Linked DNA regions of Mus musculus: region 2 is linked to region 1. Evidence: chromatin loops called from intact Hi-C (ENCODE). Cell type or tissue: left cerebral cortex. All regions are shown on one strand. Links, peaks and the distances in the headings refer to the core of each region. The heading gives the core; the rest is flanking DNA.

Evidence for each region. Peaks named below come from ENCODE experiments on the same cell type or tissue, not always from the same donor. Only the 100,000 strongest peaks of a DNase experiment are listed, where the experiment ranks them.
Region 2: a loop joins it to region 1, with 2.7 times the contacts of the local background. A loop is called at or near these places in 1 of 42 quality-filtered maps.

Annotation. Positions count from the first base shown.
Region 1 is chr2:109,887,880-109,892,280 of GRCm38, forward strand. It overlaps Lin7c (lin-7 homolog C (C. elegans)), which reads left to right and starts at 2,999. Exons shown (of 5, transcript NM_011699.3): 1 at 2,999-3,042. The coding sequence starts at 3,006. In left cerebral cortex, for the core only: a CTCF peak has its summit at 2,382 (motif pointing left); DNase peaks (open chromatin) are centred at 2,316, 2,941 and 3,865; H3K4me3 peaks cover 1,824 bases; H3K27ac peaks cover 1,244 bases.
Region 2 is chr2:109,766,714-109,771,114 of GRCm38, forward strand. No RefSeq gene overlaps it. Among named protein-coding and RNA genes, the nearest start is that of Bdnf, 75 kb to the left of the region's middle. In left cerebral cortex, for the core only: no CTCF peak of the experiment used is centred there; a DNase peak (open chromatin) is centred at 2,295.

The sequences.
Region 1 (4,401 bases), core at 138-4,137:
GTGGGAAGGCCTAGCAGGGTGAGGTGGGGTGGAATGGAGGTATGGTGGGAGGAGAAGAATGGGATGAGGAACTGTCAGACCTGGAAGGGGATAATGGTGGGATTATAAAAAAATTAAAGATAAATATTAAAAAGAAGAAATGTGGGTAGTCATCATCTAATCTATCTATTTGACGATCTAGATACTACAGAAGAGCATACAAAAGCAGCCTTCTCTCTTGTTAAACTGAGTCATATACTTCTGCCCTTAGCCCAGCGGTTCTGATCATGGGATCACCAAACACAAAGTAGGGCTACCCGCATTAACTTCTGTTTTTTTGTTGTTGTTTTTGTTTTTTTCTTTGTTTGTTAGTTTGTTTTTTACCTGTGGCTTTGTACTGAGACTACTACTGTCTTCTTTCTCATGCTTCCATCTTGCAGGCCACAGATCATGATATATCTTATCTTTCATGATCACTTGAAGCAATCTTTACAGTAAGTCTGTGTTCCATGATTGTACACACATGTGAGTGTACACATTCTGTTAGTTATGTTTCTCTAGAGACAATAATGAAACAAGTATTCTAGGGTCGTCTTAATTGGTTCTGTTTTCTGAGTGCTGAGACAACTGCTCTGTCACTAAGCTACATCGGCAATATAACTTCCTAATTCTGATGGAGCATGTTTCCTAGTTGCTTTTGAGAAAGTATGTATGGAAAGTAATTTTTTAGAAGAATTTATATGTTTAGTATGAAACTGTGGGGCTGGGGGTTAACCCAGGATATCAGACATGCTAGACAAATACTCAACCACTGAGCTATACCCATGCCCCCTAAAACGTCTTTCAGTATGACTTCTCTCCTGATAATTTTATCAGCTTAATAAGTTGGCTCCTTCCCTTTAAAAAAACCACACATACCTGAGAATCATAAGTCAGTGGTAGTAGCACACTGTTTATGTAGCTTAGGCTGAGGTCATACTGGATTAGAGTAGGCCCCTGGTCTCCTCCCCTGGTCTAATAGGACTGGTCTCCTTCTAAGAAAATGCTCAGACGAAAATAATAGTGAGACTGCCATGTGAGTATGAAAACAAAGACTGAGTGTGATGGTTGGCATATGTTCTGCCCAGGAAGTGGCACTATTAGAAGGTATGGCTCAGTTGAGGCAGGTGAGGCCTTGTTGGAGTAGGTGTGTCACTTGTGGGTGTGGGCTATCACAGCAACTTCCTAAGTGCCTGGAAGTCAGTCTTCCACTTGCAGCCTTCAGATGAAGATGTTGAACTCTCAGCTCCTCCTGCACCATACCAGCCTGGATGCTGCCATGCTCTTGCCTTGATGATAATGGACTGAACCTCTGAACCTGTAAGCCAGCCCCAATTAAATGTTGTCTTTGTAAGACTTGCCTTGGTCACGGTGTCTGTTTACAGCAGTAAAACCCTAACTAAGATGCTGAGTAGCACAAGTCAGGAACACCAGAGACTTCCAGAAAACTGCTAGAAAGCCAGGCAGAGACAAGGAAGGGTTCCTGTAGATTAGAAATGAACATAGTACCTTTATTCCTGACTTGTAGCTCTCAGATTTGTGAGGCAATTATCTGTGGTTTTAAAACATTCCGCTTGTTATACTTCACTATGGAAGCTCTAGAAAACAAGGAGGGAATTCTAGTTTGAGAATTATTCAATTTTCTGTAACAGTTTTATAGCTTGCAGAGTCCTTCCAGCTGTGTTAAGGAAAGAAAGTGCATCCTGTTTCAATTTCTAGTCCTTAGAAGGTGACCTTTTATTCTCTGGAAACTTTTATGGTCTTCTGCGTAAGCCTGGAATTCTGGGATTTTTTGTGTGTTTATCATCAAAGACATGGAAAAAGACTACTCCAAAGGAGCAGAAGATAGAGATAAAGCTCAGATTTGTGTAGCTTGTACAAGTCTGCAGATTCGAGTCTCTGGAAAAGTAAGTAATGTGTAACCCCAGCTCATAAGAATAGCTCCTGTCAGCCAAGAAAACCTGTGTCATTTGTATGGAGCATGAGGAAGCTTGAAGGCTACTGCCCAGTGGTGGGATTCAACTACCTAATAACAACATGTAGAAAACTGCAGTTCAACGGAAAGAATGGGTCACCTGCAACCAGCTATTAAAACAATCCTGTCGTGCAGGTGTTACAAACTTAACACTGGACTATGATCTTTGCTACCCAAATCCAAGTTTCACAAAAATTATTTCATTGAAATTAGTGACTAAAAATATTTGGGTCCACCAAGTCTTCAAGAGTGGCCCTATGAGGATCTGGAGATGACAGACAGTGCTGTTAGGAGTACTGGCTCCTTTTCCAGGGGTCCTGGGGTTAGATTCCCAACACCCACAGGGCAGGTCTCAACCATCTGTAACTCCAGTTCCAGGGGAATAGATGCCCTCTTGTGGCCTCAGGTTTGTAAATGGTGCAGATATACATAAGGGCAAAACACCCATTAATATAAAAATTCTTACAAATTACAAAATGTACCCATAAAACAAAATCTATGCTTCATCCTTCATTCACAAGCAGATTTTGAATCGGCTAACTAAAAACAATACTTCGTGTATACCAAAGCGTTCTCTCCCGGTTGTTTTTTTTCCCACCTTTCTGCTCAAAGAGAGTTTTAGATAAAATTCGAATTGTAAATTTTTTAAATTAGATCAAGCTAGGATATTAAGAATTTATAAGAGGACTCGGACATGGGGAAACCAGCCTAGACGGTCAGAGGCTGCCGTCGGTCGGGTAAGGGCCGGAACTAAGGTCCTGACTTCCCCGAGGCAGGGGACACTCGGGACATCGGTTCTTTTCAACCTCAGGTTGTTGGAAGTGGACGAGCACAGACCCACGAAAGGAGGCCACCCGTCGGTCGCAAAGCGTCCCCGGCTACCGCTCTGCGTAGTTACCCGCATCCTTCTAGCTCTCGCGTTACTACCATCCTCGCCCTTCCGCTTTCTCGGCCTGGTCCACCGCGGCCCCTCTGTCGTCACTTCCTGTGGGTCTGCACCTCCGAAGAGAAGATGGCGGCGCTGGGCGAACCTGTCCGGCTGGAAAGGGGTGAGTGCGGCGGGGGTCGCGGCCGCGGTGGGTGGGGCGGGTCGAGACTACGAACCGCTCTGCCTGCGGGCCGGAGCGGAGGCAAGGTGACCCGGACGCTGAGCCCCGGAAGCCCTCGGCGGCCTCGGCGCCGGGCGCTGCTCGCGGGGGGCGCTGGCTGGCGTTTGAAAGCTCGCCAGAGCCGGCCGTTGAGGCTGGCGGCGGGCACAGCACGGCTCAGCGGCCTGCCCACGGCTGTAGGCACGGGCGCTCCCTGGGTCCGCACCGCAGCATCGGCTTTCAGCTTCATAGACCCTAAAAGCCGAGGCCACCACGCAGCCCGGCACTGTCTACGGTCAGTGTGCGCGAACAGATCAGTGTGGCCTCTTGGCCTGGTTCTGCCACTTGGCCGACACAGACACATTCCCGCAGAAACTCCCTCGCCCCCATTTAAAACTCAGACTCCTTCAGTACTGTGACCACAGCCTCCGGGCTTTGAGTTGCTCTTTCCTAACTTTCGCACCCCTCCAGCCACGGAGAGGATGCTTACAAAAACAAAAACAAAAAACAAACAAAAAAAAAACCCTCCAACTGACTTGATCTTGGGAAGGAGATTACATAACTAGGTGGAGTAGTGATTTGATTGTAAGTCACTTTTAAGTGCCATGCAATTCCATACTCATAAACCCTACACTTGGAAACCTGGTTGGTTGATTGCTTCTTAGAGCAAACAGCCAAGAAAAACCAACCCGATTGAAGAGAAGCCTGTGAAAAGACTCTCCCAGGGTCCAGTTGCAGCTTTCCAGTATTGTACTCTGTTCTGCCCCAACTTAAATTTCAGACAACTGGAACAAGCTTTGTACAATTCGGTAGTCATAGTAACCAGAAAGTACCAGTTAAGCATTTCGAGTGCTGTTGGCAAACATCGCCTGGGATGGAGTTTGACATTGCATATATTTAGTATTCACAATTATAATCTCAATATCGTCCAAGAAGGAAATCATTTTATAAAATTTGTGTATGTAATAGAACCTCTTTCCTCACACACTGTGCTGATTATGATTCGTTTTGCTTTTTATTGTAGTGACCATGGGAGCCTTTTGTTTCTTTTTAAATAAATGAACTTGTTTGTGACAGGGTAGCTTGGGAAAGAATAAGGTAGGCTTACAGCTGTGTCATTTTCCCCTCAAGTACTACGGTGTCAATGTGCTTTGAACACATTGTTACACAGGAACAAATCTGTTGGTGTTAACCAGAAGAGTTGCAAGTTTCAAACAAGATGGCGTTCTTTTGTATCTTTAAATGAAGCACAAAATGTGGACCTTTTCCCTCTGACATCTGCTTTTTGCTGTTAGGAAGTTTTTCAGTTAAACAGTAGAA
Region 2 (4,401 bases), core at 153-4,152, 120 kb before region 1:
CACTAGAGACTGTTCTAGGTGATATTTTGGTGAAGAATGTGTCTCTTTTTAATGCTTGTCTGGAGTCTACCTGAGGCTAAGATAAAGAAATTAATTGCACTGGCAAAGAAAATCCCAAAGCAACCTAGTTTAGACTTTGTCTAAACTATGCCAGCGAAGAGATGGGCAAAGGGCATCAAGCAGAGGAGATGAGCATAGCATTCCTAAAAGGGGAAGCAGTGTGAAGTATCTGCTGTGTGGCAAAGCACAGCATGCTAGAAAGAGGAAATTGTGGTTCGAGGTTGGCAAGCTCATTGAGTACACACTCAAAGGAACCCTACAGAGCATGATGAGTGGATAAATTAATAAATTCAGTATACAATCTTGTAAATGTTCCTAGTTAATGTTTTTTAAAGATTGATTGATTGATTGATTGATTGATTGATTGATTGATTGATTTATGCATGTGAGTACACTGTAGCTGTACAGATGGTTGTGAACCTTCACGTTGTTGTTGGGAATTGAATTTTTAGGACCTCTGCTCACTCCAGTCAACCCCACTCGCTCCAGTTGGCCCTGCTCTTTCCAATCAACTCCTCTCTGGCCCAAAGATTTATTTATTATGCATACGTACACTGTAGTTATCTTCTGACACACCAGAAGAGGGAGTTCGATCTCACTATGGTAGGTTGTGAGCCACCATGTGGTTGCTAGGTATTGAACTCAGGACCTTTGGAAGAGCAGTCAATGCTCTTACCCACTAAGCCATCTAACCAGCCCACTAGTTAATGTTTTTTTCTTTGTTTCTTTGTTTTTTAGATATTTTCTTTATTTACATTTCAAATGTTATCCCCTTTCCTAGTTTCCCCTTTGAGAATCCCCTCTCCCCTTCCCCTGCTCCCCAACCCACCCACTCCCATTCCTGGTCCTGGCATTCCCCTATACTGGGGCATAGAGCCTTCACAGGACCAAGGGCCTCTCCTCCCATTGATGACTGACTAAGCCATCCTCTGCTACATATACAGCTAGACATAAGTTCCACCATGTGTTTTCTTTGATTGGTGGTTTAGTTCCAAGGAGCTCTGGGGGTACTGGTTAGTTCATATTGATGTTTTAATGAACAGTTACAGCTCACAGAAAATGGCATAAGCATGGGGAAATACATGACATAACATTTTACTTATCCAGGCCAATGACATGAGTTCAATCCTTGGACCTCACATGGTGGAAATGAAAAATCAACTAGCATAAGTTATTCTCTGATCTTTACATGTGTGGCATACTTATGCACACACATGTGTTCACTCACATATAAGTAAATGTAAAAAGAAAAAAACAAAAAAGAAAGATTAGAATCCTGGTGATAATTTGAATTACAGCTTGAGTTTCACACACCAAAATATGTAATAGTCACATTTCCTTGTCAATAAACAAGAATTTCCATGATCTTCCTGTTAAAGGATTCTCTTTTTTAAAAGACTATCTTTAGATGCTAAAGGGGTTAAAGACAAAAGCCATGCTCACATTTTGGCTCTGATATTTACCATTCACATACATTCTTTTTTAATTTCTATTTTGCCATTTATTTGTTTCCTAGGGTTTTACTTATCTTTTTGCATCTGTATGAATGCTTGCCTGCATATGTATATGTGCACCACAGTTAAGCAGTGCTAAAAAAAAAAAAAAAAAAAAAAAAAAAAAGACAGAGCATATTGGATTCTCAGATCTCCTGGAACTGGAGTTACAGTTGGTTGTGAACCACCAAGTGGGTGCTAAGAACCTAACACAAATTTTCTCTAACAGCAGCAAGTCCTCTTACCTGCTGCCCATGTCTTCAGATCCCTGTTTACACTTTAAATATGTGTTAAGACAACACAAGGAATGAATGACTATCATACTATTTTCCCCACTATTAATATATTCCATGATTCAGGAGGCAACAAGGAAGGGCTATGAAAATACTTACTAAATTTGGATATAGAACAGAATGCCACTTTCTGTACACAAAAGAAAAATATCAATTAAAAACTCTCCAGAACTTATCCTATTCCTTCATATAAAATTATTCTATTAATCTGAAAGTTGATACATTTTATAGCATGATTGACACAAAATCAGAGCAATGAGATTGCCAAATAACTGAAATTTTGAGACGCTTATTTTGCTTCTTCTCATCTTCCAAAAATTAAGATGAACAGACACAGAAGAGTGGAGTTTATGTGTTTATGAAGAAGTGATTTTCTCTGTGTCCTTAGGCAAAATGCCTTCAATTGACAAAGGCTCCATCTGTATTCCAAGCAAAGCTGTACATTCTTTTTTTAAATGTGTGTTTTTAAAATACCACTTGGCATCTACTCTACAAAGCTTAAAAATTAGCTTTTGGGGAAAAAAAAATCACCCAAAATGTTGCTTCTTGTGTAGAGGCAAGAAAATTGGATTCATGTAAACGATCCTTAAGAAATGTCTTTATGTCTGTATGCCAACAATTGCATTTATAAAAATACACATTGGTTCGCTTTTTTAAAATCCAGTCTTGTTATATTTTTATCCGTTATTGGAAAGGAATCTGAATGGTGCAAGTACTTCCTGCATGAATGAGAGTTCCTGTGTGCATGGGGGGATGACTGGAGAATTACTATTAATTCTTTCCATTGAGTTTTCATCTCTAAAGTCATCTTTCTATGCGTGAATTTTCTTTTCTCCTTTGGTTAACCTTTTTTGAAAATTTGGTTAGTATACAAAGCAACAGATTTCAAGTAAAATTTTCACCCATATGTATTAGCATACCTTTTACTCAACCACCGCCCTCATACGTATAATGTCCTCCTGATCTCTCTTGCCTTTCTGTTGGTTACCTTCCTCCCTCAACATTTCTCCATTCTGCTCTCATGACATGCATTCTATTACTGTCTCTTGTTCCTCACCTCCCTCTCCTTTTAAGTTTCTTTTTCCTTTCTCATGTTGCCCTTTCTACTTACACACTTCCATGTCATACAACACACACACACACACACACACACACACACACACACACGCTCACACCTATATTTGGCATATGCAAAACCACAAAAATATTTCTTTATCTGAGTCTGATTGACTTTACTTAGCACAATGAGTGTCAGTTCCATCCACTTTCCTGTAAACGTCTAACTTCATTTTTCTTTAGAGCTGCAAAATATTCCATTGTATATACATACCACTTTTATCCACTGATCTATTGATAGACTTTTAAGCAGGTGCCATATCTTGGCTATTGTAAATAGTATAGCAATAAACACAGATATGTGAGAATCTGTCATAGACTAAGAATCTTTTAGATATAATCTCATGACTAGTATATATGGATCATATAGTAATTATATTTTTATATTTTTGAGGAGTCTCCACATGATTGCCATAGCGGATAGTCCAGTTTACATTCCCACCTAGAATATAAAGATTTCTCTTCCTTTACAACCTTCACCAAATTTGTTTTTGTTTGTTTGGGTTTTGTTTGTTTGTTTGGGGGGGGGTGCTTGTTTGTTTTGTCTAGCCATTCTGGCTGATTTTTTTATCCATTCATTGACTGTATGATCTGGTTTTCTTGTACTTGTTTTTTAAGGATTTTTGTAGATCCTATATATTAACCAGATACAAAGCTGGCCAAGATTTTTCTCCCATTCTAAATGCTGTCTCTGTTTTGCTGATTCTTTCCTTGCTGTGAGAAGTCATTGATTTTCATGTAATTCCATTTTTCAATTATTTTAATATTGAAATAATATACAATATGGTAATAGAGTCTTTTTCAAAATATTCTTTCCTGTGCCTATATCTTAAACATATTTTGACTATGTTTTAATCTAGCAGTTTTGGTGTTTTAGGCCTTTGATGCTACTTGAATTGATTTTTGTGCAGAGTGAAAGACACGAATCTAGTTCTTCATATACTGATAATCGGGTTTCTCAGCATGATTTGCTAAGAGAGCTGTCTTTTTTTGCAGTGTATGTTTTTTGACACTGGAATGGTTAACCATGATAGTCCACTTGGTGGAAGCTATACTCACCATGAAAACAAAGCTCTGGGCATGTATGTGAAAGAGTTTCTGGTTGACTGCGGCAGGAATGACCACCCTAAATGTGGGCAACACCAGTCTATGGGCTAGAGTCCTTGTCTAAATAAAAAGAGGAAAGTGAGCTAGCACCAACAGTGGATGCAATGTGCCCAGTTGCCATGACACCCCAGCAGTGATGGATAGAGCCTAAAACTATGATCCAAAATAAACCTCCCATCCCTGAAGTTGTTATTGTCAGGGATGTTGTCACAGCAACAGGAACAATGACTAATACAGAAGATCAGATACCTAAGAGCTTCATCATTGCAACTTTAATCTTGCTGCTTGTTATGCTTCTGTTTACACTGTGTATATCTTTTTGGTAGATTTTG